Regions from separate parts of the Mus musculus genome. Here regions 1, 2, 3 and 5 are each linked to region 4. The links are chromatin loops, found by intact Hi-C in ENCODE. Cell type or tissue: left cerebral cortex. All regions are shown on one strand. Each heading gives the region's core, and the rest is flanking DNA. Links, peaks and the distances in the headings are about the cores only.

Region 1 (6,399 bases), core at 450-5,449, 110 kb after region 4:
TCAGGCACTGCAGAGCACGATCGATGGTAGTAGGAATTGAATTAGAACACACAACACAATATATGCTCATAAATATGGCATGCTTTTAACGAAGACATTCATGAGAAATTGGGTACAAACCATTTTCGAGAACAATGTAGCCACTCAGAATTTTAAAAATGCACATACCTCTAGTCCAATGCTCCCCCTTCGAGAGCTTAGCCCTGGGGCTAGGGAGAGAGCTCAGTTGATAAAGCTTGAGAATCTGAGATCAAATCCACCACCTCCCTGTAAAAAACAAGCCAACCAACAAACAACAAAACCAAGCTCAGATGGCAGGGGTGGGGCAGAGGCTGGAAGACCATGCTCACTGGCTAGCCAATCGGTGAGTTCCAGATTCAGTGCGTGACCACGTCTCAAAAAAAAAAATAGTGGAGAAGCAATTGAGGAAGACAGCTGCGGTCCACCTTCCCTCCACATGCCAAATGCATGTCTACACATGTGCATAACCTCTATAATACTCACTAACACACACAAAAGAATTTAGTCCCTGCTCAGGCAAGGGTGCTGAGGGGGCAGATCAGGGTGCTAACAGCAAAACCCTAGGAGAGGATCAACTCAAAGGTGTTGTCAGGGGACTGTCAAGTCCACCAATCAAAGCATCGGCCACAGAAGACAGTGATTGCATGAAGTTGTTCCAGGAGACATTCAGGGCACAGATACAGAATGAGGACCAAGATTTATTGTCATGCAAAAAAGCAAGTTGGTCAAGAACTGTATACATCTAAAGTCATCTGCATTTGTTTTTAAATAAAGGCTTAGAAATAGTCTAAAAAGATTCTTGAGCAACTCCTAGCAGTGACGGTTCTATGGCATGGCCTCTTAGCCAGGCCAGTTCTGCCATGCAGCTTCCCTGAGAGAGCTGGCCATTTCTGTGGCTATGGCAACAAACAAACAAACAAACAAACAAACAAAAAACAGTGGCAGGATCACTGGCATCTAGGGGCTAAGACACTTCCAAACATGGTAGCCCCAGCTTCCAAACACAGTAGCCCCAGCAGCAAAGAATCGTCTTGACCTCGAGTGTACCTTGACAGAGGCTAAGAACCTTCAGGCGGTTCAAAGAGGAGGAACAGGGTTGATCGTGGATATGAGACTATTTTAATCTCCTGTGTCTGTGGCTCCTGGAAGCAGCAAGAAGAAAGCCTTGCTCTGAGCAGTAAGATGTGAACTGCAGGCATGCAGCAGAGGCTCAACACCAGTCCTTGCTCTGAGCTGCTGTTTCTGCCTCTGCAGAAAGACCTGCAGAGACATCTCCTCATAGGGGCTGCCTGCCTCCGTACCTTACCTGTAGGTCACCCCACAGGGGCCACCTAGTGTGGCGGAGAATGTGTGGGAGCGCCTTCCCAAGCCCAGCGCCAGCAGAAGCAGGAAAGCATGTTGTACTCTGGGACCCTGGAATCTGCCTCCAAGAGGCAAGAGGCTGAAGTTCCAACATGGCTTCTTGGTAAATAGGTAAATATCCTGTAACAATGGGCCTGCTGAACACTAAACAGAGGTGTGCCCACCTGGGAACTATATATATGTGTAGAGGAGTTCCCATCTTGCCTCTTTCTAGAGAACAATCCCGTCTGCTGGGGAAAACACAGATTCTAAAATGATTGACAACGAAATCCATGCCTAAAATGTGGTGGTTTCAATGTGTCTTTCTGAAGTTCAAGTGCTATAAACTCACCCTGCCTCCCCACACCACCCCAAATTTATATGCCAGTATCATGGGAGGTGAGGTCTCTGGCAGACAATTAGTATCAGATGAGGGCCTGAGAGTGGTGCCAGCAAGACAGAACTGATGGCTTTAGAAGAAAGGGAAGAACCAGACTGTGTTTTCCCGTCTGTCATGAGGTGCCATGTACCATTCAGGAGGCAGCACAAGGCCTTCACCAGATGCCAGGTCAATTCTTAGACCACTCAGCTTCTGGACTGTGAGCCAAATAAACCTGTTCTTTTAGAATTACCAGACTCGGGTACTTTGTTACAGCAACAGAAAACGGACTAAGAAACAGGGATAGTTGCTACTGGCACCTTCCTGCACATGCATTTTATGCAACTTCATTCACAGATATTGCAAATGTCACTGTGGAAAGAGATGAGGGGTGGGGGGAATTAAGAGTCTCATAACTCTAGAGCCTGGCCATCTGCCTCTGGGTAACTCTGACAATTGAGTCCCTGACTAGCTTGGGAGGCAGCAACAATTACTACCAAAATACGCGTCTTCTGGCCTCCCACCCCCACCCGTGCACACACTGGTTATTCTTATGCTGAAGATGAAGGGTCCCTAGCTGCTTTTCAGAACTGGGGCACATCTGATAGAGACATTCTGAGTTTGGGTTGTCACATTCTTGCCTGAGAAAGAGTTCAGCAACTTCACTTCCCCTGCGAGCGGGGCCTTGAATTTGACTTTACAAGTTTCTGGCAGGCATGGTTAAGGTGGAGCAGCTAAATGTCCTATGCAGTACTTGAGACTTACTTACTCCTTAAAAATTACTTGTTATTTATCTGAAATTGAGCATTTAATATTTTCATTTGTTTAAATCTAACAAGCTGGAGGTCCAGGCAGGAAGCGGGAACTCACTTGCATGGGTCTGAGCAGCTGGCATCGAGAGTAAAATGCTCTTCTTTTGCTCCATTGAGAGTCTTGTTTGCTTACCGTGAAAAATTGGATTCTGCGGGAAGCCTCAGTGGGAGATGCTTCTGAAAGTTCCAGAAAGTCTTGGGCTCTTGGGGCCTACCCAATCTACTTGGGAAAGGCTCTTCTGGAATCTATTTGATGAGTTTAAACTCCAGGCCATAGAGTTCAGGCTTCAAGACACCTCTTTGTTATAATCCCATTTGAAGCCCTAGTGAATCTGTAAGCCTGAGAAATCATTATTATCATGGGGTTGCAAACCGTGTGGGACTTGGAAGCACCCAAACCTGGGCAGAGGAAGCCCCTCCTCCTTTAGGGAGACTGACAGTTTATCTGGTTACTGAACACCTGCCATATACCCAGTCACACTGAGCATACTTCACCCTTACACCAACATCCTGGGCCAGGCCGCACAATGAGTTCTCTACAAAGGAGGCAAGAAGGCTCAGAGAGGTGGGCTCACTCCTTTGAGGTCATTCAGCTAAGAAATGGCAACAAAAGGATTTGAGCCGCTAGTTGAGTTTCTCTCTGCTGTCAGGGTGGCAGGCAAGACTGTGAGGCCCTGGGGCTGGTGGGAAAGAGAAAGTCAGCTCTCTTCAGCCTATGCACTTCAGAAAGGGACTGTCCCCTCAGGGAAGGCTGGGACCCCATCCAGAGCAGGAACAAAAATTTTAGAATTCTGTTCCATGCCTAAAAATAGCATCAAGCACCAATTTCATGCCAGGCATGGTTGCTAAGAGACCTTCCAGACGTCATCCCGTTTACCCTTAGAGCTGCAGGTGACGTCTATTGTATTATAGGTTTTTTAGCAAATGAGAGGACTGTGTCAAAGACACCAAGTGGAGGACCCAAGGCCACCTAGTGCTCAAACAGGATGAGGCCTTCCACACAGGCTGAAGGGGAGGAGGGAGGCACACAGGAAGTTGTGACTAGGAGCCTGCTCGGGCAGAGCATGAGTGTTCTCATTTCCTCCTGCTATTGTCACAAATTAGTACAAGCCCGGTGTCTTAGCAACACAGATTCATTATCTTCCAGGTTGGAAGGTTGGAAATCCACAATTGATTCCCCTGAGAAAAGGTCAAGGGGCCAGCAGGGCTACGCTGCTTCCTCCGTGCAGGAGATGATTCAGGAACCCATCTGGATCCTCCATCTGCTCTGGACCCAGAGAAAACCTTTTTATCAACAGCTGGAGCTGGTGTTAGTTGAGGCAAGGCTCTTTCAGCCTCTACACCTACAACTGAATCCCTTCTTCCTCATTCCACCTCCGCACACTGGAGGACTTGGGCTCAGCCTGGGGCCATTGTCGCTTCCCCAGCTTTATTACCTACCACCCCTGCGTGTTCACAGGGCCAGATGCACAGACTTAAATTCTATTGATGTCAATGTTTGACTCATTTGACAGCACGATGGATTATTTAGGGAGCTTTAAAATGTCCTGATGTCATCAAACCCGAGTGACTCCATCAGACTCCAGGGAATCCAAAATTTAAACGTAGATTTGTGTGACCAGAACCGCACTGGGGATACAACACAGTTCCAGCTCCCTAAAGTCTCTCGAGCTGGAGATGTGGCTTGGGAGCTTAGCATACTCCGTGCACTGCTTTAGAGAACAAGGCTCAGCTCTGCTTCCCTGGCTGGGCCTGCTCCCATGTTTTCAAAGGAGAAAAAAAGGAAGCCTGAAAAGTCCCTGCTAGAAGAGAAGACTGCAGCTGCCAGTCGGCTGCTCTGCAGAGCACACAGAGATCTTTCTCTCATTGTTTCCCCAGTAAGAACTGGACAAAGCTGTCTGAAGGAAGCCCTGAGTCGAGGAACCCCCTCTTCTTCACTGCACAGCATGGCTGCTAATTTCATGGCCATAACTAGAGGTCAAGGAAAGGTGGTGATGTAGGCAGAAAAGAGAGGGATGGGAGGGAGTCTCAAACTCCAGAATCTTAGCTGAGGATGATATACATCAAGCGGTGTGGGAGGGGGGCTTGAGGTGGCATAGAATTCCATATAAGCTTGTTCATGCCCAGGTGAGCCAGTCCTCAGAGGGGCTGGGGTCACGTTTTATGTGGTGATGTTTGTATACTTAGTTCCTCCTGTGTGTCAGCACCTTACTCCATCTCTGTCTTTACCATATCCCAGAGAGTAGCTAACCTTAATGGTTCTTTTGTACTTATAGAAAAAGTGTTCAGAAAGAGTAAGAAACATAGCCTGGGACGTGCAGAATAAGGGGATGCCACGGCTGAGATTTGGCTACAGAGTGTCTCCAACTGAGGACAGTGAAGCTTAGAGACTGTCAGAGGCTGTGACAGCATGGAAGCCATGTGTATTTGGAAGAAAGATGCTTTGTAGCTGGAATCTGAATCTTTCCCCAGTCCAGCTGTAAGTGGTACAATTCTCCTTTGAGAAGCTGGGCAGACAGCTGAGCAGGATACAGCTCCCAGGCAGCCTCGGGTCAGCAGGCTGTGTTCCTGAGCTGGGATTGGAAGGCTAAGTGGATTTAGTGTGTTTCCAACTTATGTTTTCTACTTATGATAGGGTGTTTTGTTGCTATGAAGAGACACCATGACCAAAGCAACACTTATAAAGGAAAACATTTCATTGGGGCAGGCTCACAGTTTCGGAGGTTTAATCAGTTTTCATGGTGAGAAACATGGTGCTGGGGGAGCTCTCAATCTTGATCTGAAGGCAACCAGGAGACTCTCTCTTCCATACTGGGTGGAGCTTGAGCACTAGGAGCCCTCAAAGCCCACCTACCCAGTGACGCACTTCCTCCAACAAGGTCACTCCTCCTAACAGTGCCACTTCCCATGGACCAAGCATATTCAAACCATCACATGGAATTATGAAGACATAACTGTATGGTAAGTCAAGCAAGCATCTGTACATTATAATAGTGCCCACTATGGACTTATACTCTGTGCCCAGCCCTGTGAAGAACTGTGTCCTCTGGAGTCCATCCAGGGCCTCCAGGGTGTCATCCAGGGGCTGTTGTTCCAGGTAACTTAAAGGAACCCCTTACTGTAGGTTGAACGTCAGACTGGGAGTAGCATTCTTGTTCAAGCTGACCCACTCATCTGTGTTTCCATCCATTCGTCTACTCATTCACTTAGCATACCTTCACTCAAGGCTATGTATGACCTACTCTGTACCACTCGGTGCCAAGACCTGACCCTTTCACAGCCTTCCGGTGATGAGGGTCTCAATGAAGAAAGAAGCAGACATGGGTGTGCTGGTGTAGCTGAGAGGGCGCCAAGAAGGCAGAAAGATCAGGTAGACAGTCAGTGGCTGAAGAAGGCAGAGGGATGGGCTGATCAGAGAAGTGGACAAGCAGGTGCTCAGCAGGTGCACAGCTCACAGAGCCCAGGAGAACTGAACACAGGCTGCTCCTGGAGACAGGTTTGTGGCCAGTTCTTAATTTGCACACAGCATCTGTAGTAACAGGTTCACCTAGCAGCCAGTGCCTTTGTCCTTGCCCTGGGGCCTCTCCAAAGACATGTTCCTGGCTGCAACTGCTTTGGTTACCATCAATGACCTATCCCTCTCTACGGAGGGACATGCATGGGTCACCAGTTCCTGGGAGCCTAGGTCAAAGACTCCTTCCTGCAAGTCTCCAGCCAGGATGCACCTCTGTTGGGCCTCCAAAGTCTTCACAGCTTGAGGCTTTATTAAATCTCCTCTGCCAGGGCAGAGAAAGTTAAGAAAAATAAGGCTGAAGTCAGTCAGCGGGTCTCCTGGGGGCTCCTGTC
Region 2 (6,399 bases), core at 613-5,612, 55 kb after region 4:
ATTAGGCAATCGCAAGCATCAGGGGTGCTTGGACTGTGATGCTCAGTCACAAAGGTGGAAAGTACCAACTCTTCTTTCTACAAGTTCTCAAAAAACCCCTCTATTTCTGCCAGCCAGATCCCATCTTCATGATCCAGGCCTGTTCCATCCTCTCAGCTTGCTGGTCTTGTGAGCTAGAGTCTTAGTACACAGCGCTCGTTGGTGGAAATGTCCACATCTGGCTCTGTTCACATCTGTTCCCTGCTGCCTTGTACTTAATAAAGACGTGCTAAATTCGGGAGTCAAGGGAAGGAGTTCAGCTACTGTTCCAAGAACACTAAACAGCTGTACTTGTGACCAGCATAATTCTGCATGTATTATTTTGCATTATTTTATCCTGAAATAATATATGCGATTGATACCATTGCTATTCTGCTCGTATTCATGAAAACTGTAGCTCAGAGGATCTGTCAAGGGTTCAAGTCGGTCTAAGTCTGTGCACTTGTTAAAGGGAAGAGAGAAGATGGGATCTGAATCCAAGTCTGATCGGGTCCAATTGCTTTATTTCAAGCTGACTCTCTCACGTGCTCTCTCTCTCTCTCTCTCTCTCTCTCTCTCTCTCTGTGTGTGTGTGTGTGTGTGTGTGTGTGTGTGTGTGTGCACGCACATACTTGTACACCTATGACAATACTGAGAGGGAGAAAATGTGGCAAAGCAAAGCTTGATATATTTCTCTTGAGCAAGCAGGCAGATTTTCCCCTTTTGTATTTTTGTTTGTTTGTTTGTTTGTTTTTTGTTTTTTGTTTTTTTTTGAGACAGGGTTTCTCTGTATAGCCCTGGCTGTCCTGGAACTCACTTTGTAGACCAGGCTGGCCTCGAACTCAGAAATCAGCCTGCCTCTGCCTCCCAAGTGCTGGGATTAAAGGCGTGTGCCACCACACCCGGCTGTATTTCTTTAAGTGTTAGAGTATGCTGCAAAGAGAAATATCCAGCTAGGTTCCAAGGCTTTGTGGAATTCCCAGTAGCACTAAGTGTCTTAAAGGAAGAGAAGCCATGTTGGTCATTGTGGTTTGAATAGGTTTGGCCCCCATAGACTCATGTGCTTGACTGCTTGGCCATAAGGAGTGGCATTATTAGGAGATGTGGTCTTGTTTGAGTAGGTATGGCCTTGTTGGAGGAAGTTTGTCACTGTGGGGATAGGCTCTGACATCTCCTATGTTCAAGCTCTGCCCAGTGTGGAATCAGAGTCTCCTCCTGGCTGCTTTCAAGATGCAGAACTCTCCGCTCTCTCCAGCACCATGTCTGCTTGCACGCTGCCATGCTTCTCCCCATGGTGATAATGGACTGAACCTCTGAAACTGTAAGCCAGCCTAATTAAATGTTTTCCTTTATACGAGTTACATTGGTCATGGTGTCCCTTCACAGCAATGAAACTGTACCTAAGACAGCCATTTAATCCCCTTTCTGTCTTCTTGTCAGGGCCCAAGAGGACATTCAGTCCCAAGACGTGTTCATGGGCAAAGCTTGCCAATGTTGCAAGAAGCGGCTGCTGTAAGCAGGCAGGCTGCAGACCTTTGCACACGGCACTGCCTCTCATAGGCAGGCAACTTAAGTGCTCACTGCCTATGGGAAGCTGTGCTGTGCTGTCTGGAGCTGGCTGAGGCAAGGCACGTGAGCTTGAGTGGAGCACGTGCAGGGCCACTGTCATTATGGAAATCCTGACTCTGAAGGCTAATTCTGCGTCTAAATGAGTTGAAATGAAATGCAAAGAACACATCCATCACTCCAGTTCACCCTTGTTCAGCCTCGCATCTCATTACTGTGCTACTCTGCCTATGTATTATGAATTAATATATTTAATAAATTCTGTAATTATCTTGTGAACAGTGCACAATTATATTGCTTTGTGCTTTGTTTTCAGTATTGGAAGCAAATATTTGGTAAATGTAAATGTTTATAATTGGATTTAATTTTCCAAAACTTTGCTTAAGCATGCTTTTTTTAAAAAAATAAAAAATTCTTCTTTTAAAAATCCTCAAAACTTGAAGATCCCCAGACTCTTCAGATTTTGAGAAATGGAGACCCAGGATCCAAGCTTGCCCGGGACATGTGGGAAGGATCTTACTCTCTATATAGAAAATCAAATGAAAAGAGGAAATCTGAAAAGAAGATGTAAGATATAAAGCCTTGTTCCAAAGGCAGTGGGGAACTTCTATTTAAAAACCCACTTCTTCCCTAAACCCCACAGAAATGATCATGAGTTGGAAGCGGGGATACATTTATAAAGACAAAGAACATGAAGGTGTGGCTGTGTCAGGAAACCTCTGTAAAGGGAGAAGCAGGTGGCTGAATAGTAATGTGTTTGCCAACTGGAGGAAGCAGTCACCTAAGAGAAAAGCCAGAGTTGTCCAGAATTTGACAGGAGTTAGGAGTGCCAATGGTTGTGTGCCAGGGTGAGGAGTAGGAGACAACAGAAAGGGCAGAGGAACAGGAGGAACCACCAGCAGCAGCAGCAGCAGCAGCACCCACAGTACATCCCAGTCACCACTGCAGTAGCAGCAGCCCCCACAGTACCACCATAGTCACCACTACTGCCAGCTCAGCCATAATGGCTGCAGGTTAGACCCCTAAGACCACCAGTAGCTCTACCACCACTACTACCAGCTCACCACCACCACTGTCACCAAAACCATCATTGCTGCTGGTCCCATCAGTATTACCCCCATCAGTATCAACACCACTCAGACATCACTCCTTCACCCTGACTGGGACTCCAATCACATGTCCCTTCCCTGTCATAATAAGATCCAGGGTGCTCTTCCTTGGGGAAGGTGAATTAGTGGTACTAGGTGCCGTGCTGCATAGGAGCTATAAAGTACAAAGCTGTATTTCACAGGACTATATAGAGTGAAAGTATCCCCACCAGCTGCTAGGGGAATAGACTCCAGGCAGGAACCTGAACAACTCCTTAGTAGGGAAACTAACAAGAACAAACCTAGCTCACCATGTTTTAACCCAGTAGTGAGACTGGTCAACCAACATGCCCACCCAGGAGGCTGTAGACAGCTTCTCCACCTCCAATTAGAAACCTCAGCCAAAGTCAGTAGATAATCACAGCCTCCATCAGCAGCTCCACAACAATGAGGAAGCAGATGCGGAACCCAAAGGTGACACCGAGGATTTGGGGAACAAAAGAAATCTCCCAAGGAAACAGCCACCTAGCTGCCTGGGTCAGGAATGCAGAAGGCTGGCTGTTATATGTGGCCCAGGGTTGCATCTCAATGTTTAGGCCAAAGATATGAAACATTAAAGACAAGTCTTCACCATGTGGGGCTCTGGGCAAGCTGTGTTTTCATGACATCCCTGGATCTAAAAGAAAATGAATGATGTTTTTGTAGTAAGTGGTTGCTGGGGCCCTCTTTCAATTTATAGCAAAGTCATATATCAACTGTGAGTGTGCCTGTGCATAAGTGACAGAATCTCACCACTGCAATGCTCCAGACCGTAAAGCAACAGCGTGCGTGTGTGGGTGAATTGTGGGCTGGGGAGAAATCTCCATGCCGGCTTAGTTGCTGGGGTGGCTCCATGCGTAGGAAGAACTCTTTGCAGAATGGCAAAATTCCTTGGGTTCTGAGCAACAGGGAACTTTAAAACAGAAAAAAGATCCACTATGTACTTGCAAAATGCTAGCTTGACTACTTTCCGTACTCAAACCCTCTGAGGCGGAGTTCAGAGTTAGCTCTAATCTCTTTTAGTTACTCATCTGAGAGACCAACGGATCCTCTTCACTTAGAACCTCAAGAAGACTCTCATTTGCATAATTACAATTTCCATTCTGAGTAACTGGAATGTGCACGGAGAGGAAAGGAAGGCGTGTGTGCTCCTGCCTCCCCTGGGTGCAGGCTCAGGGCGAAGAGAGAGGCTCCTTCCTCTCCTCTCTCGTCCTTAGGGCCACTCTGGTCCTCTAGGTAGTATAGCTGTGGTACACATGATACACATTTGTCCTTTAACCTACATGAAAGGAGAGGCCATGGACGTGTAGGTCAGAGAGGAGATGTGATCTTACAGTTTCAAAGAATCACATTGGTTGTTATTTGGGATATAAATTGTTTAGAGGTGAGTTTAAGTCAAAGACAGGGAAAATACTTATTAGGTACCAGTTATTAGCACAGGTTGGCTATCAGGGCTTAAAACAGTATGGCAGTCCTAGGACTGGATGAATAGATTCGAGGTATGGTGTAAAGGCTGACCAGGCAGGTTTTGTTGGTGTGTTGACTGTGAAATATGAGAGGAATAGAAAATAAAAATGGCACTAGGGTTTTTGTTGAAGCAATGGGAATCTCAGTTGCTAGGTGTGGTGGTCTGAATAGGCTTTGCCCAAGGAATGGCACTATTAGGAAGTGTGGCCATGTTGGAGTGGGCGTGGCCTTGTTGGAAGAAGTGTGTCACTGTGGGGGTGGGCTTTGAGACCCTCCTCCTAGCCATGTGGGAGCCAGTCTTCTCCTGTCTGTCTTTGGATCAAGGTATAGAACTTTCAGCTCCTCCAGCTCCATGTCTGACTGGATACTGTCATGCTCTCGTCTTGATGAAAATGGATTAAACCACTGAACCTGTAAGCCAGCCCCAATTAAATGTCCTTTATAAGAGTTGCTTTGGTCCTGGTGTCTCTTCATAGCAATGGAAACCCTAACTAAGACACTGGGTACAGGCTATTTATTTTGTGTATGCTAGACTCACCTATTGGAATGTTGAGTTAGACATCCTGTGACAGCGTGGAGTAGGAGGACGATATTGAGTCCAGACTGAAGGGATGGCCAGGTGGAGTCGGGACTGTTCTGGATGCATTTGTGGTAGGGGATGCCAGAAGGCTGGCTGGGGTCTCAAGGATGAGTGGGAAGAGAAAGGAGGTCATTGCACCTTGAAGTACAGAGGGCAGGCAGGCAGGGGACAGGCCACAGAGGAGACTGAGGTACTTGGAGGGGAAAAGAAAGTCAAATAAGTGCTGTCCCTGGGGACAGGTGACGGCAGCATCTCAAGGAAGAATGATCAGTTGTGATAGCTGAGGCGTGCTAGGTAACAGGAAGTCACTTCAGGGTTAGAAAAGGAACTTGACTTGGCTGGGACAAGACCAAGCTTACAGGCTTCTTCCTTTTGGAGTAGGAGCCACTGGCTCTTTAAAGCCCCGCTAGCCCCGCTTGCTCTGCTTATTCCAACAGCTGTTAATTTAGCACTGGAGATAACAATAGGGAATATTTCACCTTCATCCTGTGTGTACCATGTGCAATTGTAGGGGTTCCCGTGAGTACCCTACAGGACACTCAACAGCCACCGCAAGAGACAGGAAGACTCGTTCACATTCATGTGGGAATCCAGGATGTAGCACAGGCTTCTCATCCTGGAGGTCTGGATCCGTCCCTCCCTTTCTCCATCATTCCTTCTCCCCCTCCTCTCTCTCTCTCTCTCTCTCTCTCTCTCTCTCTCTCTCTCTGTCTGTCTGTCTGTCTCTTTTATATAAAAGATGGTAAAAATAGCCTCCTCTAATACCTAGTCTGCCATAATGATGGTCTCAAAATGTGGTGTGTTTGCTGGCGTTCCCCATGCAGTGCCCAACCTGCAGACCTTCATCTTGCCACCATCAACCCCCAGGCAGCTCCTCCTCACTCCCTTTGCCCAACTCTGCAGCAGTTGCCACTCCATTTTCTGTCTTCATGAATCTAGTTTAGAGACTTCATTTAAGTTGGAACAATGAGGTTTTATCTTTATTGTTGAGAGGAGGTTCTGAAGCCACACAGCCCAGGCCAGCACAGAACATGCTATGTAGCCCAAGGTGCCCTCGAACTCACTGTTCTCCTGGCCCAGCCCTCCAAGCGCTTGTGTTAGAAGTGCGCACACATACCACGTACCTCTGTACCACTGCTCTTTGTCCCTACACCATTGGCTGATCTCAACATCACATGTTTAAAGCTCAGGTGGCTGGGTCCAAAACACCTTCCCCTTACAAGACTGAATGACATCTTATTGATGACAGTACTCATTCCATGTTTTATTTTCTTGCTGTTGATAGACACTGGCTTACTTCTAGCTTTGAGCTCTTGTAAGCAGTGATACTGTGAACACCTGTGTGTATGTGTCTGTCTTGGTCAGGGTTTCTATTCCCGTACAAACATCATGACCAAGAAACAAGTTGGGGAGGAAAGGGTTTATTCGGCTTACACTTCCATACTGCTGTTCATCACCAAGGCAGTCAGGACTGGAACTCAAGCAGGTCAGGGGGCAGGAGCTAATGCAGAGTCCATGGAGGGATGTTCTTTACTGGCTTGCTTCCCCTGGCTTGCTCAGCCTGCTCTCTTATAGAACCCAAGACTACCAGCCCAGAGATGGTTCCACCCACAAGGGGCCTTTCCCCCTTGATCACTAATT
Region 3 (6,399 bases), core at 679-5,678, 100 kb after region 4:
ATAATAGTGGTTTTTGTTATGATGGTTTCTTAAACCTATATATTTCAATCATATATCCTTTACACCCCTTACCCTATCTTGTCTCTTGCTCTCTCTCATGTTCCCTAATCCCTTTCTTCCCATTCCTATTTACCTTTCTCATGTGCTCTCTCTCTCTCTCTCTCTCTCTCTCTCTCTCTATATATATATATATATATATATATATATATACGCACATATATGTGCATATGTAAGAACATATGTACACATATATGTATATATGTATGCATGTGTATATATACATATATATATGTATATGTATGTATGTATGTATGTATGTATATTCATACACACACACACACTGAACCAATACAATTCATTATGGTTCCTAATAGAAGAGATAACAGGTAAGGGCTTACAGGAACATATAGATACATTGCTAGTGGCTACACCACTGAAGAAAATGTCTCTCCTTCAACCTGAACACAAACCCACAGGAAAGGATTGGACTCTTGAGCCCCTCCCACTTTTCCAGGGAGTCTTAACAGTCTGGTAATACACTTAACAGAACAGGGACTAAACACATCTACACCCTCAGGCTCAGCCCTCTCCAGCCTCCACATTTCCTGATGTATTCTTCCTTTACCTCCAAGATCCTGTTCCCTATGGTAGCAAATCAAAGGAATGGGACACTGGCTATGCCAGAAATGACATGACCTTCACATTATTGGGGGTATCGGTCTGCTCAATAATTGCCTAATCTTCCTTGGTGGAGGAGGTTCTTAATAAAATGTAACTGCATGTGTTTGGGGGCAGGGGCTGGAGAGATGACACAGCAGTTGAGAGCACTGGCTGCTCTTGTAGAGGACCTTGGTTCCCAGCACTCACACAGCCACTCACAACCACCTGTAACTCCAGTCCCAAGGTACCAGATGCCCTCTTCTGGCCTCCATGGGCACTCATTAGCCATGTACACGGTGCACAGGCAGACATACACGCAAGCAAACATACACTAAAAGCCAAAACAAACCTTTTTTAAAAAATGTGAATGGACGTTATCGGGAGAAATTTCTAGTAAATGCTTTTCTAAGTGCTGACTCCTCTGAGAGGCACCCCGTTGTGCGGTTTTCCTTCCTGGGGCTTGGAACGTGGACCTGTGGGCTGGAGCTGCAGCATCTTTTAACCATGAGATGGCATTCATGTTGGAAGACTTTTCCCAATCATAGTGGGACATCAAGACAGTAGATGACCAGAAAGCCACCGCTTTAGTCCCTGACTGTCCACATCAAGAGTCCTCTCATAGAATAGAAGTGCGGATCCTTGTCTGAATCTTTGTGTGGCTTATGCCACTGTCATCTGGAAACTGACAGGACTCTGGAGTAGGAAGCAAATCCTTACAACTGTGTTTAGGATTCAGGAATTTTATCTTCAAATTCCCAGGACCTTAGCTTCCCTAAACATGTACTTTGTACCTTTTGAGTTAAATAAAAAAAGTATAGGCTGGTACTGTAGCTCAGTGGTAGAGAGCCTGCGTGCATGCATGATGCCCTGGGTTCAATGAAGCACTGGCTTAAATTCCCAGTGCTCAAAAAGCAAAACAAAACAAAAAAAAAAACATTATTATGTCTCTTAGTTTGGTTTCTGCAGCTGTGACAGACACCAAAACCAACTTGTGAGAGAGGGGTTTATTTCAACTCTTAAAATAATTATTATTTGTTTGTTTATTTATGATTTTATTATTTATTATTATTCATGTCTGGGTGCATCATGTGCATGCCTGGCTCCCATGGAGGTCAGAAGAGAGCATTGGATCCACTGGGACTGGAGCTACAGACGGTTATGAACTGTCATGTGGGTGCTGGAAATTTCCCAGGGTCCTCTGCAGGAGTAGTCAGTTCTGAGTCATCTCTCCAGCCTTGAAGCTTACAGTCAGGGGCAGAACTTAGCGGTAGAGCCTGAAGGCAGGAACTCAAGCAGAGACCACAGAAGAATGCTGGCTAATGGCTTTTTTTCCATGGTTTGTTTAGCCTGCTATCCTACACCCAGGACCACCTGCCTAGGTGCGGCACCACCCACAGTGGGCAGGGCCTTTTCACACCAATCAGTAATCAGGAAAATCCCCGCAGACGTGCCCACATGCCAATCTGATGTAGGCAGCTCCTCAATTGGCAGCCCCTCTTCTCCTATGTCTCTAGTTTGTGTTAAGTTGTCAAACACAAACTAGCATATGTCATGTGTTCATATGAATTGGATATTCACAACCTCCAGAGCTCTGGTCTGCCTCAAAGGGAGGTGACAAGACAGGCTGGCCAGGTCTACAGGTACAAAATGAGGCCACCTCACTCCATAGGCTTTAGTTCTGGTGCCTCTGAGTCTCAGTTCAGGACTTTAGTCAGTTTCTCACTGCCGTGACAGTGAGACCTGTAGGTCAGACAGTCCAGTCCACCAGTAGCTATTGGCCAGAGGCAACAAGACAGGTGGCCCACAGGCTGGCTGTCTCTGCCTAATTCATGTCATCCTGTTGAGTGCCATCTGGCTGTCAGCTTCTTGATTCTCTAACTGTCCCTCCTCAAGGACCCTCTTAAAGGCACAGACAGATTCACTGGTGGTGTCTTTCAAGGGCCTTTACTCAGCCTTTCTGGGGCAAGGCTCACAAAGAAAAGGGCCAGCACAAAGCGGGCATAGGGTTTCAAGAGCCATGCTGCCTCGGGTGAAGTATCTAAAGAATTACTTGTTTTGAGTTCCCCCACCCCTGAAGTGCTGTCCCCTCTGTGGGCCTTGTGGAACGTGGAGACTGGCCTTATCTGGTTTGTGATTCTCCTTTGCCCCAGGAGAGACTGGAAAAACACTCTTTCGAGGAGCTGATGGGAAATTGACCCACATTAGCACAACACTGGTCTGTGCTGAATCGGGACAGGAAGGTCCATTTCAAAGAGGAAAAATAAATGTTCTTTGTAACCAGGCCAAGGCTAAACATGCCTTCTCTCTATTGGTCCAGATCTGTGCCACCTCCCACTGCATCCGTAGGTGTGCTGAAAGCAGGCTGGAGACTTTTATAGAGACTGTCGCTGTCACCATGGCACTGGGTGCTGTACTCTGCTGTATCAAAATGTCAAAGGAAGAAAGCATAAACACGGGGCCTTTCGATCTGCAGGCATTGCTGGGTGCTTCTATGTGTGTCTGCCTCTGCATTCAATGTCAGCAGTAATGTGATCAGCCAGGAAAGCTAGCTTCTCCGCAGATCTCAGGAACTCACAGCCAGGCCAGCCATGCCCCGTGATTTAATTTCCCTCACAACAGCCTTGCAACACTATAATCCTCATTTTGTCTGTTCAGGGATTAGGCTCATCCATGTGCATCCAGGGTTTGGAATGGAAAGTGTGGGATTTTAAGACAAATTAATGAAAGATTTATTCCTGGAAACTGGGAATTGAGCTGAGGGAGGCAGCAGAGGCGGCGGGGCATCTGAGACTAGCCACAGAGAAACTCTGTAGCCAGCTGTTAGCTTACCAGGCACTGAGCACAGAAAGGAAATGTCAGAGTCCAGCAGGACAGCAGTGTGGAGGGGCCTAGGCCTGGAATGGACCAGGCTGGACTGAGTGGTGGCATCTGCTCTAGGTTCAGAGGTTTATGCTGGCAGGGGTTTGTATTTCTTATGCTTACACCAGCCAAACGGACTGGGCTGGGCTCCAGGATGAGGTCAAATGTGGGTGGGTCTCTTTCACATGCTCTCTCTGGCTTGAACAACAAATGTGTTTCCTCATGGTGCCACTCAGCTTTCCATCTCTGTGACAAGTGCCACCCCCCCCAAAAAAAACCACCCTGAAAAGAGAAAACTCCATTTTATCTCATGGTTTCAGAAGCTACAACCCAGGGTGGCTTGGTCTTATCATCCAGGGCCCATGGGAGACAGCCCAGTACATCACGATGACAAGGGTACATGGAAGAAGATGACAAGGTACCTCAGGAAAGATAGGAAGAAAACATACACACACACACACACACACACACACACACACACACACACACACACACACACAGAGGGGGGGCAACATCGCAATATTCCCCCCAAAGGGCTTGTCCCCAATGTCTTAAATTCTCTAGGTCTCACCTCCTAAGAGTCCCACAACTTCCCAATAGCCCAGCAGCTGGATAGTAACTCATCAACACAGGAGGTTTGAGGGGATGTGAAAGATCTAAACCAAGGCCGATGGGGTGACCCACTGGGTAAGGTGCTTGCTGCTAACCCTGATGGTGTGAGTTCCATCCTTGGGACTGACATGTTGAAAGGAAGAATTGACTCCTGCAAGTTAGTCCTCCACTCTGTCCTCCACAGATGAACCATCCCTCCCCTCCCATCCCCATCCCCCCCCCCATATCCCTCAGTAAATGTCAGTTTAAAAATGACAACAACAAGAAGCCATACAGCTGGGGCTGTAGCTTAGTCTGCCTAGTCCATGCAACGTCCTGAGTTCATTCCCCAGCACCATCAGAAAAAAAGGAAATCCAAACCAAAATACCCATCAGAAATGAAAGCTGCACAGGTGACCATGATGAACTCCATGTCAGCGTCATGAGAGATAAATCCATTGATGTCGAGACAATGGGACATTGAGTGGTTTGAACACATTATCCAGTATAAGAGACTGGAGAACTAGAAAAAAACATTCCAACCTGCCATATTTCCCAGAAGAAACAGAATATCAACACAAAAGAGGAAGAAATGCAGGTAGAAACCAACTGTGTCCCACCCCAGAGTTTGGTGCAGTGTCCAACTGTACAAGCTGAGGAGGTTTCTGTGTGCTGGAGGGGTGCCGTCTGTTTGGGGGATTGCTTAGTGCAATGGGGTCAGGACTGGAAGGGTGCTGGGCAGGGGGTGGTAGATTGATTGGACAGAGGCAAGTTCTGCTGGAGACTTCAGAATTCTTCTTTAATGTCATAGTCAAGCCTGGCAGTGGTGGCACACACCTTTAATTCCAGCACTCAAGAGGCAGAGGCAGGTGGATCTCTTTGAGTTTGAGGCCAGCCTGGTCCACAGAGTGAGTTCCAGGACAGCAGAGGCTACACACAGAAACCCTGCCTGGGGGAAAAAATAGTCATGGTCAAATTCAGGGAAATGACAGATTTGGAGGTCACAAACTAACTTTGGGTTCTGAAACACTCAAAACCCTAAAATATTGTGAGTAGCACGTATGAAAGATGGAGTCACACGATTTCCTTGGTAGCAGTTGTCACAGACCCTGTCCATTGGAATCCCAAACCTGACCATGTGGATGCAAGGTCTCGGTTCTAGATCCTAGAATGTCACCCCTACAAAATGAGACCAAGTAGCTGGTTGATGCCTCTGTGGTTAAGAAGAGCATTGGATCCACAAATATGAGGACCTCAGTTCAGATCCCAATACCTAAGTGAAAAGCAAGAAAACTTGGCGTGGCTGTGAATGTGGCTGTGTGCCTATAACAGCAGCACGGTGTGGGGCTGAGAAAGGAGAATCAGAGGGGTGCCAGTTGTCAGCCTAACTCTGGTTTCAGGTATAGATCCCTGGCTCAAAGGAAGAAGGCAGCAGTGACAGACCAGGACATTTGGTATCCTCCTCTGGCATTCGTAGATAGGCACTGGTATATGTATAACACACACACATGAATACACATGCACACACATAAACACACACACATATGCATACACATGCACAGACACATCCACACACATGACCACAGATTCACACACACAACCGCAGATTCACAGTGGGAGAACACTAAAGAGCTCCAAGTGCTTTGATGCCCACACTCGGTTGCCTTGGTAGCAGCAGCAGATGTGCCCATCGTTTGCAGTTCTCACTGACTAATGGCCACTCTTTGAGCATGCCCAATGGAGAAACTAACAGAGCCAGGGTTCAGATAGAAGATGAAGTGTCTGCTAGTCCCTGCTGTAGACTGAATTAGACCACGTGACCTTCAGCATCTCACTTTGACAAGGGGTAACAAAAGGTAATGTGTCTAGTGAACTTGCCGTGCCAGGAACTGTCTACTGAGAAGCTGGGTAGAATGAGAGAGCTCAGAAAGCCAGAGGCAGGCGCTGGGAGGAGTGCTTTCCTTTTGAGAACACAGGCTGGGGGTTTAGGCCCAGAGTGGAGAGATGAGAACTGACCACCTGCAGAGCACCACATGCTGTCTTGTCTTGGGGATTTCCACCAGTTTTCTCAGCGGCTCCCTCCTTGTATGGCCCTGGGCCATTCCACTTCCCTGGGTCAAAGTTTTGATCCCATAAAAATGCTAAATAAGACGTGACAGGGTACAAGGTGCTCTGGCTCAGTGTGCGGTGAGAGCCAGGGAAAGAACAACAGCAGTGTGAATGAGATGTGCAAGCCATGCCATGTCAATAACACACATTCACTTACGGCCAGTGGTTCTCAACCTCCCT
Region 4 (6,399 bases), core at 546-5,545:
CATGACACATTCATGTATACATGGCTTTAAGCCCATGCTTATGTCCCTCATCTGTGAGTAGGATAATGGCAGAACTTACCTTTCGCAGTTAATATGAGGACAGGCTCAACGGACCTTACTACTTTCTATACATTTTCTAAAGACATAGAAATGACTGTTCTACAGTATAGAAATTGAGTGTGGCAAGTGATGTTGAGCTAAGACATGAAATTCCCTTTACCTTGTTTCTGCAAGACAAACTGTCTGCTCATTAGTTCAAAAACAATGTGATTCCTACCAGAAAAAGGATATACTAATACCAACAGAGACAAGTGATCTTTGCCTGGACCTATTTTTAGGAATGGTTTAATTATCTACACCCCTAGTGTTAACACTGGAAAATAAACAAGTAGGTGAAAGGCATCACCTACCAAAAAACAAAATAAACAATAACCCCCCAAAAACAAAACAGGCTTTCTGAAACCAACATCTTCACGGTATTCAAAAAGAAACGGGTATACCCAGCACTGCTAAATAAATAAATAGATAGATAGATAGATAGATAGATACATACATACATACATACATACATACACACATACATACATACATACATTTTAAGCATGACAAAGAAATCATCTGTACTATTTCTCCCTAACTAGTAGTCCTTACTGACACAAGAAAGGTCAGAATTTGCAGAGAAGTCTAAAAGGAATTGCTGAATTGATCAGTTCAGACTGCTCAGACTGCAAGGTCCACATCTAAATATAACCAGGAGGAAATCTGGAACTCGTTGCTTTCAGTGACTCCCTACCTTACAATGTCAAAAAAAGGTCATTTTCCTAGACAGAAAACATTCATTAGTTTCCATAATAAAATTCATACATTTCTGCTACATATTACTGTTTTACCATTCTTCCTCAAGTGAGGAAAATTCTCGTTAAGCAAGAAAGGTATAATTAATTAGGACATCACTAACTACTCAGTATCTGTAATTATAAATGGAAAAATTAAGGCCCAAGAAACAGTTAACTATTTTCTTCCAATTACACCCGTTTGCTAAAATAAAGGCTGGTAACTGATTCATTTCCTAAGATCTCTAATGTAAGCACAGACAAGTCTGATTCTCTCATTCCACAGACACTCCACCACACTACTTCCTTATTCATCTTAATATATTAATGGAACAACATCTTACCGGAAAAGGAAAAATGTTGTCAGCCCTGTTCAAGCTATCTTCCATCCAGGATTTTGGAGCAAAGGCTGAGCTAGGGCGAGCATACTTCTGGAGCTGAATATGATTGCTTGCGAAATTTTTCTTCAAAGGTGAGATTGAGTTCAGGGGTGTTATTCCACCGTTCAGCCCTCTGCGGTGATCCCGGCCTTGAGATGCTCCCCAGCCACCGTAGCCGCCACCTCCTGGGCTCCAGGAAGAAGAGGGGGTTGGAGAAGGACTCTGGTAGCTGCTCCATGGAGAAGGAGGTTTGTTAAGATTATTCGCCAAATGAGGCAGCTGGTTAAAAGCAGCACTTCTATGTGTGAAAGGTGGGGGGTGGGGACTGGCAGGAGACCTCCTCTGCTGCTGATGCTGGCTGTGATGGTGCTGGAAATGGGGGTGATGAGGATGGTGCTGGGAGAGAGGCCCGATCTGAGGGGAGAAGCTACCACCAAAGCCAGGGCTGACATGATGGGGAAAATTTTGAAACAAGAGAGCACCATTATTAGCTGAAGCGCCAGGGACCCCTCCCTGGTGAAAGAAACTTGCATCTTCATTGATTATAGTGGAGGAAGAAGGTGCTATCGCTGCTGACCAGTTACTGAAACCAGTAAGGGACGATGCACTGGATGTCAAGGGTTGGGTGGAAGTCCCGAGACCGGTGGCTTCTTGGTAATCAAACCCTGTCAACACTGGTGATTCAATGCGTAGTTTTTCTTTTCCGTTGCTGTTTTCTGAAGAACTGTCCCCTGGATTTTCTTCAGCTTTTGCCTTTTCAGTTTCAGGCAGTATTCCAGCTTCCTGACCTGGACTCGGGGAGAGCTGTTGCTTTTCTAAAGGGTCTTGTTGTTCTTGCTGTTGACTTTTTGCTTTTTCTGACCCCAAGATCTCATCCTGAATGTTATGAGTAGCCGGGGCAGGAAAGAGCCAGGCTGACCCAGCACTGCTGCCATTGGCAGCTGTGTTATTATTTATAAAAGCAGCAGGGTTGGGGGTGGCATTTTGGTGATGGTGTGGAGGCTGCAGATGTGGATGGAATCGGACTGGAAAAGCAGATTTATTCCCAGTATTGCTTTGCACTAGCACTCCAAACCCGTAATCCCCCATTTATTATTTTTAGGATCAGAATCTCACAATAAAAAAAAGACAACCTAATGTCTCACGTCTTTCCTCCCCTGTATCTCAAATATGTTTGCTTGAAGTATCTTATTTATAGCTAACTCAAAGATCACAGCTTATCACCCTACGTATCTCTGATTTGGAATTCTGGTCTCTCTGAATGGAAAAGAACCTAAAAAAAAAAACCTCTTAAAATATTGATATGAATCCAATTGGGCTTATTTCAAGGAAGGAATAAAAAAGGAAAAAGGTAAAAATCAAGTCTTTGGTTAGTAAAATAGGCGCTTTCTTTTTCCAAAGGAAAATGTTCATGAATGACAAAAACACAGCTTCTCAAGCATCTATGGATATAGAAGAATAAGCATTGTGCGGAGTAAAAATATATATATATAAAATTTAACAATCACATATGGTCTTCCTCAGCAGTTTAGATTCACATAAAAATTAGAATAGGATTAAGGGGTGAATACGTTCTTTTCTTGGCAGCTTGGTTAAAAAAATCAGGAATAATTTAAGAACATTATATATTATATATTTATATATAGATAGATTATATTAGGTTATCTGGGGCGGGAGGTGAATTTCTGGTTGCCAAAGAGGAAATCAGCCTTGACTAAAGGAAAGATGATTGCAGGGAGATTTCTGCTGTTCCTGGTCCTGTTTCTGTTCTTTTGTAGGGTGCAGTGTGGGCCTCTGGGGCTGTTCCTTGGGCTCCGGGTGCAGATCTTGCTGCGTTTGCTGTTCTTGGGCTCCCCTCGGCCTCCTTTCCCCCATGAAAGGGGTTGGAAACACCCGTTTCTCCCTCTGGGGGGTGTCGCGATCAGGAGGGATTAGCGAGACTGGACAAGGGCAAGCTGGCGGCCCGGGGGTGCGGGGAGCAAGGGGGCGACCTGGAAGGTCCTGCGGTTTCTGCCTCTTCCCCTCTCTGCGGCTCCGGGATTTTTTTCCCTCATGGGACCCAGGGGCGGTTTGTTCAGTTCTCTCAGTTCGATTCTCCGCCGGGGGGAGGGGGAAGGGGGATGGACAAAAAGGAAAACCCCGCTACCGTAGTTACTCTACAGGAGAAAAGCCTCCCCCCTCGGCTCGCGCTCTCTTTTCCCCTAGACTGATTGGAAACTATAATTTAGAAGGCTTTTGTTTCTCCTCACGGTTGCTGGGCCGCCGCCGCCGCCGCTTTTCCCCGGTCCCGCAGTCCCAGCTGTCGTCGTTGCGGACTCCGTCTGGCTCTTCTTTTTCTTCCTTCTTCCTCCTCGTCTTCCTCTGCTGTCGCCGCTGCCGCCGCCGCCGCCGCCGCCACTGCCTCCGGTGCCCAGGTCCCGCAGCCGCGGCTGAGTCCTTCTCCTCAGGACCGAGCCGAGTGAAATGACAACCAGCTGGAAAGACCGAGAGACACTTCCGGTTCGATGAGGGAGGGGCGGGGTGCTGCGGAGGCCACGCCTAGCAGCCGGAAGACCAATCCGACACCACAATCCCGACTAGGCCACGCCTCCCAGCCTCAGAGCTCCACCCAGGAAGGTCTCTGGTCATCTCAGAGCCGCCTCTTCCGCCTGCGCCTCGCCCAGCGGGGCCGGCGTCGGCCTCGGGTCTGCGCACCCAGTGCAAGCGGTGCACCGCCATCTTTTTTATGGGCAAAGATTCCTTTGCGATTTATGTTCCCAAAGCAGGCTTCTTAGGAAGTCCGTAGAGAGACGCTCGGAAGAGAATGGACATCTTGCACACTGAAACACTGAGCTAAAGTGTTGGGGGTCGAAGTGGCAACCCATGAAACCTAGAATAAACGAGAGGCCTGCCCTGAGTAAAGGTGGGTGCCCCGGGCATCACGTGCTCTGGCCCGAGCTCCGCCCCCGAGGGATGGAAGGAGAGGCGGGTTTTCCCGGCATCTGTGCTGTGCCTAGAACTGCATAGTCCTTATCCTGAACGCACGTCTCCGGAGGGATTCCCTTCAGTCTCCATTCCTCCACCCGAACCACCTACTCTCCCATCCTCCCTTTGAGATGCAGATGCTGTAGGCGTCCATGGCTGAGCCACCAACTATTAGCTTTCTACTCCACCTTCCAAGCAGAACGGAGGGATTTTTCTAAAAACGAAATTCCAGTCACGGTCCTGTTGTGCTCATACCTTTTTAAAAATGGCAGTCCGTTACCTGGAGAATAAAGACCAAACTCCGTATTGTCCTGTGGGCAGTATTCTCTGTGCCTTTTTCCACGCCTTTGTCGTCTCCTCTTGGCAAACTCTCATTTCGTTTTAGGAGTAAGTCTCCAACCTACCTACTCTGCCTTCGGAATCTCTTTTTACAGGCATACATGACCCTCGATACCGCTCATGCTTTTATATGGCATTATATTACATTGGTGGCTTATGTCTCTAAATCAGTGCTTAAAACAGTAGTTCTCAACAACTGGGTTGTGATGCCTTCAGGGAGGTGTCCAATGACCCTTTCACAGGGATTGCCTAAGACCCTCAGAAAACACAGATGTTCACATTACAATTCATAACAGTAGCAAAATTACAGTTATGAAGTAGCAACAAAAGTAATTTTATGGTGGGGAGGGGTCACCACAGCACGAGTAACTGTATGAAAGGGTCGCAGCATTAGGAAGGTTGAGAGCCACTGCTCGAAAGATTTGACATTGAAGATTGGAAGCACCAGAGAGGAATCTTGAATGGAGACATACATAGAGAAAAGCAGCAAGAATGAAATCTTTTCTGAAAGGTCTGATATTCAAATCTGAATTCATCATTTAGTTTCTTATGCCATTTGGTTTGGAGCTCACATGTTGGTTATTTGCTGTCTACTCAAGGCCTCCCTGTCTTTGCCTTTGTATAGGCCTACTATCGTTTACTCTGCTGGGGCCTGAAGTAATATATTGTCCTCAGCATAAGTTTTAGATATGTGTTGAATAAATGTTTCCTTTGGGAAATGGAAACTGAAGAAAAAACTAAGATAGAGCCCAAAGTAATTCCAACAAAATCATATATCTATATCTATATCTATCTACCCAGTATGGTGACACACACCTTTAATCCCTGAGTTCTAAGCCATCAGGTCTACACATCAAGCAAGTTCCAGGCTAGCCAGGGCTATCATCTTGTCTCAAAGACTCATCATCACCGTCATCTAACCCTTCCTTCTATATCAAGTGTCTCAATTCTCCAACACTTCCTGTATGGCTTGCCTATGTGGATCTTATTCGGGGATGTTATTCTCCTTCGTGTATATGTATCATACTGACCTCTGCAGTTCTGTGAGTTCTTTGAGCATAGGTAAGGTTGGATCTTACTCTGTTGTTTTCCTTTTCTGCCGCTCCCCTTGACACACACACACATACCTTGAGACTGAGCTGGCTCAGCCAGGTACTATTTCTTTCAGAATGATTTCCCTAACTTCCCCTTACTAGAGAGTCTTGTAAGATTCCTCTTTTTAAATTACTACTGGGTGTCAGTAAGTTAGTTTCTTAAGGGTGATTTGTGTGTGTGTGTGTGTGTGTGTGTGTGTGTGTGTGTGTGTGTGTGTGTGTGTGATTTGTCTTTATGTCACCAGTGACCAATAGAGGATCTGGCTCAGAACAGACTTAGTACATGTTTACTTAATGACTAGCTGGATGTTCTGTGTCCAGTAGATGGTTGTGGGTCACTTGGAGCTATCAGTTCTTCTCAGTATCTTAAAATGGCAACTGTGTCTTAGAGGAAACTGACCTGAAAACCAAACAGCCCTCAATTTGAACTCAGATCTGCTGCTTCCTCCTTATGTAGCCTTCAGCATCACCACTCCAAGTCCTTTCTTCCCCATAGAGCCATGTGGACAGTATCCCCAGACCTTCCTAGGATAGTGAGTTACATGAGGTCTGTGTAAGCGCAGTGCCCACATGCAGGGATCAAGATACGTGTTCCTTATTAAGACATTGAGTCCAGAGAGTTGCTTCAGCGGCATCTTCTACCTAGAAGAAGTTGCATGGACCAGTGTTCAGGAACCTCTCTTGGTTTGCAGAAGACATTCCAGGATCAGTCAGTGCTTCCGTACCAGGTCACTCTACTTGTTTAAGGTTTGGTCTGGGCTGAGACTAGGATGATCACTGGGACATCTG
Region 5 (6,399 bases), core at 484-5,483, 200 kb after region 4:
CTGTTGCACGGACCGTTACTTAACCAAGGCTTAAGGATAAGGAGCTGGCAATTCAGTTGTGCCAAAGAGAAGCTGAGAGACTGCTTGTAAGGATCTACAAGAATGAAATACTGCAGACGTATTATGTAGGGACTAGCCATAATTTCTGGTGTTCTCTCGGGGTCTTGGATAATGGAACCCGGGGTAATAACGTGGTAGATTTGTGCTGCAGCTTTGCTTTATGGTTCTCTAATTTAAAAAAAGAAAAAAGAAAAGAAAAAGGAAGCCCATGTGTGCAAAGGTTGAGCAGACCTCTGGTCTTACTTGGAGCTGATTATGCAATGCTGCTCCTAAAGAAGAGTCCCAGAGGAAGAGGGAGCCATCTCAGATTGACAGTCCCTTCCTCCACTCCTGCTTCACTGCTGCCTCTGGTCAGCCTCCCCTCCAGTTGGTTAATGCAGCTATCTATTTAAGGCTCTTGGTCATATCAATGTAAATGGGCTGCTGGTGACTCAAGGTGAAAGGAAATTTACGGAAAGCACCCACTGGCTCCCAGAATTGATAGCGAGGATGGCTGACGGAGAAGAGTGATGAGCCAGACCCACAGCAGGAGCTCTTCACGGGCTCACACCAGCAATGCTATGCCACTGTAGCTGTGGCGCTGACCCCTGCCACACCAGAACTGCAAAGGATGCTGGGAAAGTGGGTATCCGGCATTTCTACCATCTGTAGGAAGGTTCCTCCCCTCTCTAAGAGTGGAGAATTCCTCCCAAATTGGAAGGATGTTGAAAGACCACCCAGCTAAGTTGAAGACAAATGACAATCAGGTTGGGTTGGGTAATGTAATTGTAACAAAACGAACCAACCACACCAACACACAGAAGCTCAGTGGCTTGAAACCATACAGAAGTTCTATCCTGTTCCTGCAGTGTGTCAGGGACAGCTGAGGGCTCATTTCAAGGTTATCCTTAATGAAGAGGCTCGGGCTGATTAACCGCTATGCACCATCACTTGTGACTAAGAGCACTGCATAGACAAGCTTAATTAGACGGTACTGTGAGGCTGCTGGGAGGCGAGAGGGGAGAACTGCCAATCTGTATACAACCCTGTGGGCAATCAAAGGTTCGTACCTAGAAGTAACACACATCACCTGGCCAGAAGCAGCTGTGCAGGCCTGCCTTGGGGTGAGCAAGTGCAGGCTGCCTCAGGTCGACCAGCAAACTGGGACTAGCAGCTAGACAGGGTTGCAGTAGTGTGTGTACCACATAGAAACTGCTGTCTTAGGCTACCTGGCAAGGGGGTAGCTAGCAGGAAAAGCCACTGAAATGAAGACAAGAGCTGGGTTTTATATTCGTGTTGAGGTTCTGGGACTCCTAACTCTATATGCAACCCAAGAAAACACATGCATCTAGCTATCCTCAGAGCAGTAAGCTCAAACTCCATATGGAAGAAACAGCAATGTAGATCCAGCAAGAACTTCTCATGGGGCCAAGAACAAGCTGAGCCAGAACTGAGCCCAGCCTGCAGAGCGCACTTAGGCAGTCTAGCTTTTACCACAGGCACCGTCAGCACATGTGGTCTCCTACAGAAACAGACACTTTATTCAGGGGCACTAGGTTCCCTCTGCGAAAACCCCTCTGCTTGCAGCTGTCTGAGAAACAGTGGGGGTTGGGATGTGGAGGATTTGTAGGCCTTTGGGGCAGAATAGTGAGCTACGACACATCCTATTCTTCTTTTTTTCATTTATTTATGTATTCACGTTACACCACACTTTATTCTTTATAACTCTCCTAGCCTAAGGTATTCTGTTACAGTGACAGCATTTTAGGACAGAGAGCATGTTAGTGACAGATAGCATGTGGGCAGGACACTGAGGGAGGACCTGTTTGCCCTTTGAGGAGCCTCACACCCACAGGGCCCTTCTGGTCCCATGTCTTTCCCTCAGATTTTCATGTTGACACTTTTTAAATGACTGAGTGTGACAAATGTCACATCTTGCTCAATGACCAAAGGACTAAACGCTAGTTTCAAAACATCAATACCCAGTCCAGAAAGGTCCCCAGTAATTCTGGAGATAAAGTCCACTGGACTCATTTCCTCCCAATGCGCATTTGCTAATTTGTCCTAAATAATTTGAACCCAATTTTTAACAATCTTCTGGAACAAAAAGTCTAAAGACTACATTTCCCAGCCTGCCTTGCAGCCTCTCTGGGCCAGGACACTCAGGCAACCATCTTAGATGACAGAGAACAGGAGAAGGCTGCTGGTCAGCTCAGGACTACTTGCCTCCTGACTCTCTGAGCCAGAGCTAAACCTGTCCTGTGGAAGCCATGTGGGGTTGTGTTATGGTCGCCAGCTGCAGAGCTGCTTTCATGGAGACAGATGACTGTTACTCTCCTGTGCTTACAGGAGCATGGCTTCCTGCCTTCACTGGTAAAGGATGACTTCTGTGTTCCTGTAACCAGCCTGCCAGAAATGAAAATATCCTAGAGACACTGTGTCCCTCAGTCTGGCTACCAGACTATTGAAACAACGAACCCCAAAGAAATCAGAATAGCTTCAGGAATCTCATGCTGGGAGAAGAAAAAGTCATACCAAAATAACCCAATTCTCTCCTCTGAGCTTTCTCCTAGTCCAGCCTCGTAGACCAGTTCAGTGATATGCCATAGACAAGTCCCAAGACTGCACCCACCTATTCCAAATACTGACATTTAGGCATTATCCAAACTCATATCTTATATTTAAAAGAGTAAATTTCCCATTCACTCGCTCATTCTTTCTGTTCTTCCATCCCATTTACTGGGAGCTTGGATGCAACGGTGAACACAGTTCCTGCTTAGTGGACTTTGGAGCTCGTGGGGAAGGTGGAGGTCAGTCCAAGAACCCCCTAAGCAAAGCGTAAGTCCAGGACGGCACTATGTTATCACATATGTGCTAAGGATCTGAAATATTGCTAACAGGATTGCCATGGCTGCAGAGCCTCTCTACTATCCTGGAGAATTGGCTCTGACAGTTTCTCAAAGACCTATCACCATGAGCTGATGTCAGAATCCAGTCTAGAGCCCCCTGATGTGAAAAGCCCATGGATTCTCTATTCTTTCACACAATCCTGGGAAAGCCACCAATCCCATTTTCCAGTTTCTGAAAGATCTAGACTTAGGCTTGTGCAGGTTCCACCTTCTCATAGGCTTTGACTATTCTCATGTAAATATCCTAATATCTAATATGCATAAGTTCACTGAGTTTGGGGCAACTAGTCAGAAAAGGGGTGTTGTCTGTTTCCGTGCTGGAGATTGGACCCAGACCCTGCACATGCTAGGTCTGCATCGTGCCTAAATCTCTATCCTTGAAAAGTTTTAAGACTAAGACTTACCAGCAGTTTTCTAAAGGCCACCAGAAACTACATTACTACCAAGACCAAAGTTAAAAACAGTACTGCCTGGTTTGAAATGCTCTGGGCTATAAATGCAGCAACAGTGCCCTCTGATGGTCATTATTGTACATGTTTTGTGGTGGCATTTTTGGTTTCCCTTAGCAAGTCTTAGATTAATAATAATTAATAATTTCCCATAATTTGATCACTTTCATCCTTAGTTTCAATCCTCAACAGGTCCAGGTTATAGCAGTTATAAAAGCAAGCATACAGGGCATCAGGAGCTGCACCTTGTCATGGACCAGAGTTCCAAGAGCCAACACACAGGGCCCAACATTGGTGAAATACTGGACTGTAAACCTGGTCCAGCATCACTTTCCTATTAGACTATGGCAGATCACCTCAGCATTTACTGCTATACTAGGACTTCCTGAAGGTGGTGACTGTGTTGATTTGAAGAAAACGGACCCATAGGCTCATAGGGAGTGGCACTATTAGTAGGTGTGGCCTTGTTGGAGTAGGAGTGGCTTTGTTGGAGGAAGTGCGTCACTGGGGGTGGGTTTTGAGGTCTCAGATGCTCAAGCCTGACCTATTCTCTCAATGTTTCTTCTTGTTGGCTGCTGATTCGATTTAGAACTCTCAGTTCCTTCTCCAGCACCATGTCTGCCTGCATGCCTCCATGCTTCCTGCCATGATGATAATGGATTAAGCCTCTGAACTCTAAGCCAGCCCCAGTGAAATATTTTCCTTTAGAAGACATGCTCTGGTCATGGTGTCTCTTCACAACAATAAAAGCCCAACTAAGAAAGGGACTAAAATATATTCTTATCTACGTATACTCTGATCAGACAGTTAATGGAGTTGCTAAAGTCAGAGCCTGGGCCATGACAATCCTAACAAGCCAGGTTCATCCACTCACTGACCTCTAAACAGCCAACCAATGAGACATGTTGGAAAAGCAGAGAAAGAGATCTAGTCAATGTGGTCATGTGGAGAGAGGCCTAATGACGGCACCAAGTCTGCCTTCCAGAGACCTAACATGAGGTTGAGATTAAGAGGTATGGCCGGGTGTGGTGGTGCACACCTTTAATCCCAGCACTCAGGAGGCCGAGGCAGGTGGATTTCTGAGTTTGAGGCCAGCCTGGTCTACAAAGTGAGTTCCAGGACAGCCAGGGCTACACAGAGAACCCGTCTCGAAAAACCAAAAAGGAAAAAAAAAAAAAAAGAGAGGTATGCATAATTACTAAGCTGGTCAAGTTGTTCATATGGTCTCCTGCAAAGTGGCCATCAAAGTTGTCGGAATGGTGTGGAATCTTGTTCCAAGCGACAAGCTTTCCAGCTGGCTGGTACCAGACTTTAAATACTCCCTCTACTAGCATGAGCTTCTTCAGAGAGAGCCCATTAGATTTACTAGGGACTACTGGCTCAATATTCTGATAGTCAAAAGGGCACAGCTCAAGGCTCTTTAGCATAGCTTCATTCCTGTCAGGATGGTTGCGCTATTCTACAAGTAGGAAAGGGACAGGGACTTTTAGCCAAGTATTGTGCTAAGCACCAAAGTCAAAACAAACAGTTGTGGTTTCTACTTTGAAGATTATACTCTGGGTGTGGTTGGGGGCATCGGGGTGCAGATGGCCAATCAGCCTATAAATTATTCACTTCCAGTTACAACAATTGCTTTAAGAACTTAGCTCAACAATAGACAAAATTAGACCGGGGACCAAAAAAAGATTTTGTGAGGAAAGAATAAGATATGGTGTGCCTAAAATGCAACCTATAAGAAGGGCACCCTGCCTCCAGCCCTCCCTCCAGGAGGGGCCAGGGTTGAACTCTCTAATAGGACTCCCTCAGAGCCAGACATGAGAGGTCAGCATGGGTCAGTAGTAGAAACAGACTTGAGATGTCCCAAAGGGTTGCAAGCTGTCATGACACATTGTGATCAGCTTAACCTTGCGACTGGCTGAGCTGTTGCTAAGAAGTATGAACTGAGAGTGGCTACTTGTTTTGTGCTCTAATTTCAGTTCTCTTGGGTAGCAAATGTTGGGTGAGAGCATCTTGGATCACTGCCTACTGTGCATCTTCCCCGGAGCCAAGGGCACTGTAAATGTTATCCACATCTTTTTCAGTTGTCATGGGTGACGAGGAGGAACCACAGCAGATGTAGTTCTGAGAGCTGGGGAAGTTGATGAGTTGATGATCAGCCAAGAAACAAAGAGGACAGAAGCACCTAAGAAATCAAAACTGTCCAGGCATGGTGGCACACACCTTTTAGCCCAGCACTTGGGAGGCAGAAGCAGGCGGATCTCTGTGAGTTCAAGACCAGCCTAGTCTACAAAGCGAGTTCTAAGACTGCCAGGGTAGTTAAACAGAGAAACCCTGTCTTGAAAAAAAAAATCAAATATGATCTCTCCTATAAAATATATAAAATTTGTGTTTAGAAGAAGAAATTAAGTTTTTTTTTCCTCCCTCACTTTGTAAGACCTGCAAATGTTAGAATCCCGTGGACATTTTTTATTTACACAAAGGAATTTGATGGCCTTTTCTCCTTGGTGCAGTGACCTCTTTCCCCTTCCTCCTCTACTTCTTATGCACAAATTCTTTTCAGATAACTGAGTAAGATTGTTATGTTGGACCCTAGCCAACTGAGAAAAGACAGGATTCACCTTCCTCAGAATAAAAACCAAATGCACTTCCTGTCTAGGTGTGTTCCCTCCCCTGCCCTTTCCTGCCCCAGCAAGCCTCTTGATCAAGTAAAGTTTGCCTCATCCAGACACTTAGCTGAAATGATGGTCTCTCTTAGCAATCCAAACTTTTTTTTCTAATAGGGGCAACAGTGGGGAATTCAGTGCAGACTTGTGGGTGTAAAAGCTAGGGTATTTTACTTGTTGTAAAATGACAGCTAGCTATCAGGACCGTGGATATGTTAGGTTAAACACTGGACCACAGCACCTACTATACTTCATCTAGGTATATATATGACCACGGTAATTATTTCTGTTCTTCTATTTCTGCATCTGCACAAAGAAATAGTAGTGCCAGCTTTCAGG

What was found. Hi-C counts contacts between places; a loop is a spot of excess contacts. Peaks named below come from ENCODE experiments on the same cell type or tissue, not always from the same donor. Only the 100,000 strongest peaks of a DNase experiment are listed, where the experiment ranks them.
Region 1: a loop joins it to region 4, with 4 times the contacts of the local background. A loop is called at or near these places in 6 of 42 quality-filtered maps.
Region 2: a loop joins it to region 4, with 5 times the contacts of the local background. A loop is called at or near these places in 5 of 42 quality-filtered maps.
Region 3: a loop joins it to region 4, with 4 times the contacts of the local background. A loop is called at or near these places in 4 of 42 quality-filtered maps.
Region 5: a loop joins it to region 4, with 4 times the contacts of the local background. A loop is called at or near these places in 21 of 42 quality-filtered maps.

Annotation. Positions count from the first base shown.
Region 1 is chr11:31,757,238-31,763,636 of GRCm38, reverse strand. No RefSeq gene overlaps it. Among named protein-coding and RNA genes, the nearest start is that of Gm39674, 9.1 kb to the right of the region's middle. In left cerebral cortex, for the core only: a CTCF peak has its summit at 3,505; DNase peaks (open chromatin) are centred at 3,443 and 4,186; H3K27ac peaks cover 2,240 bases.
Region 2 is chr11:31,813,452-31,819,850 of GRCm38, reverse strand. The region is part of intron 1 of D630024D03Rik (RIKEN cDNA D630024D03 gene); the gene reads left to right. Among named protein-coding and RNA genes, the nearest start is that of D630024D03Rik, 7.9 kb to the left of the region's middle. In left cerebral cortex, for the core only: a CTCF peak has its summit at 3,174; DNase peaks (open chromatin) are centred at 1,625 and 3,562; H3K27ac peaks cover 2,127 bases.
Region 3 is chr11:31,767,747-31,774,145 of GRCm38, reverse strand. No RefSeq gene overlaps it. Among named protein-coding and RNA genes, the nearest start is that of Gm39674, 20 kb to the right of the region's middle. In left cerebral cortex, for the core only: a CTCF peak has its summit at 925 (motif pointing left); DNase peaks (open chromatin) are centred at 1,919, 2,493, 3,007 and 3,584; H3K27ac peaks cover 3,413 bases.
Region 4 is chr11:31,868,191-31,874,589 of GRCm38, reverse strand. It overlaps Cpeb4 (cytoplasmic polyadenylation element binding protein 4), which reads right to left and starts at 3,650. Exons shown (of 10, transcript NM_026252.4): 1 at 1,178-3,650. The coding sequence starts at 2,302. In left cerebral cortex, for the core only: CTCF peaks have their summits at 1,389 (motif pointing left) and 3,106; DNase peaks (open chromatin) are centred at 2,098, 3,181, 3,803, 4,157 and 2 more places; H3K4me3 peaks cover 4,203 bases; H3K27ac peaks cover 4,384 bases.
Region 5 is chr11:31,672,675-31,679,073 of GRCm38, reverse strand. No RefSeq gene overlaps it. Among named protein-coding and RNA genes, the nearest start is that of Bod1, 4.0 kb to the right of the region's middle. In left cerebral cortex, for the core only: a CTCF peak has its summit at 3,465 (motif pointing left); DNase peaks (open chromatin) are centred at 490, 1,438, 2,276 and 3,440; H3K27ac peaks cover 1,174 bases.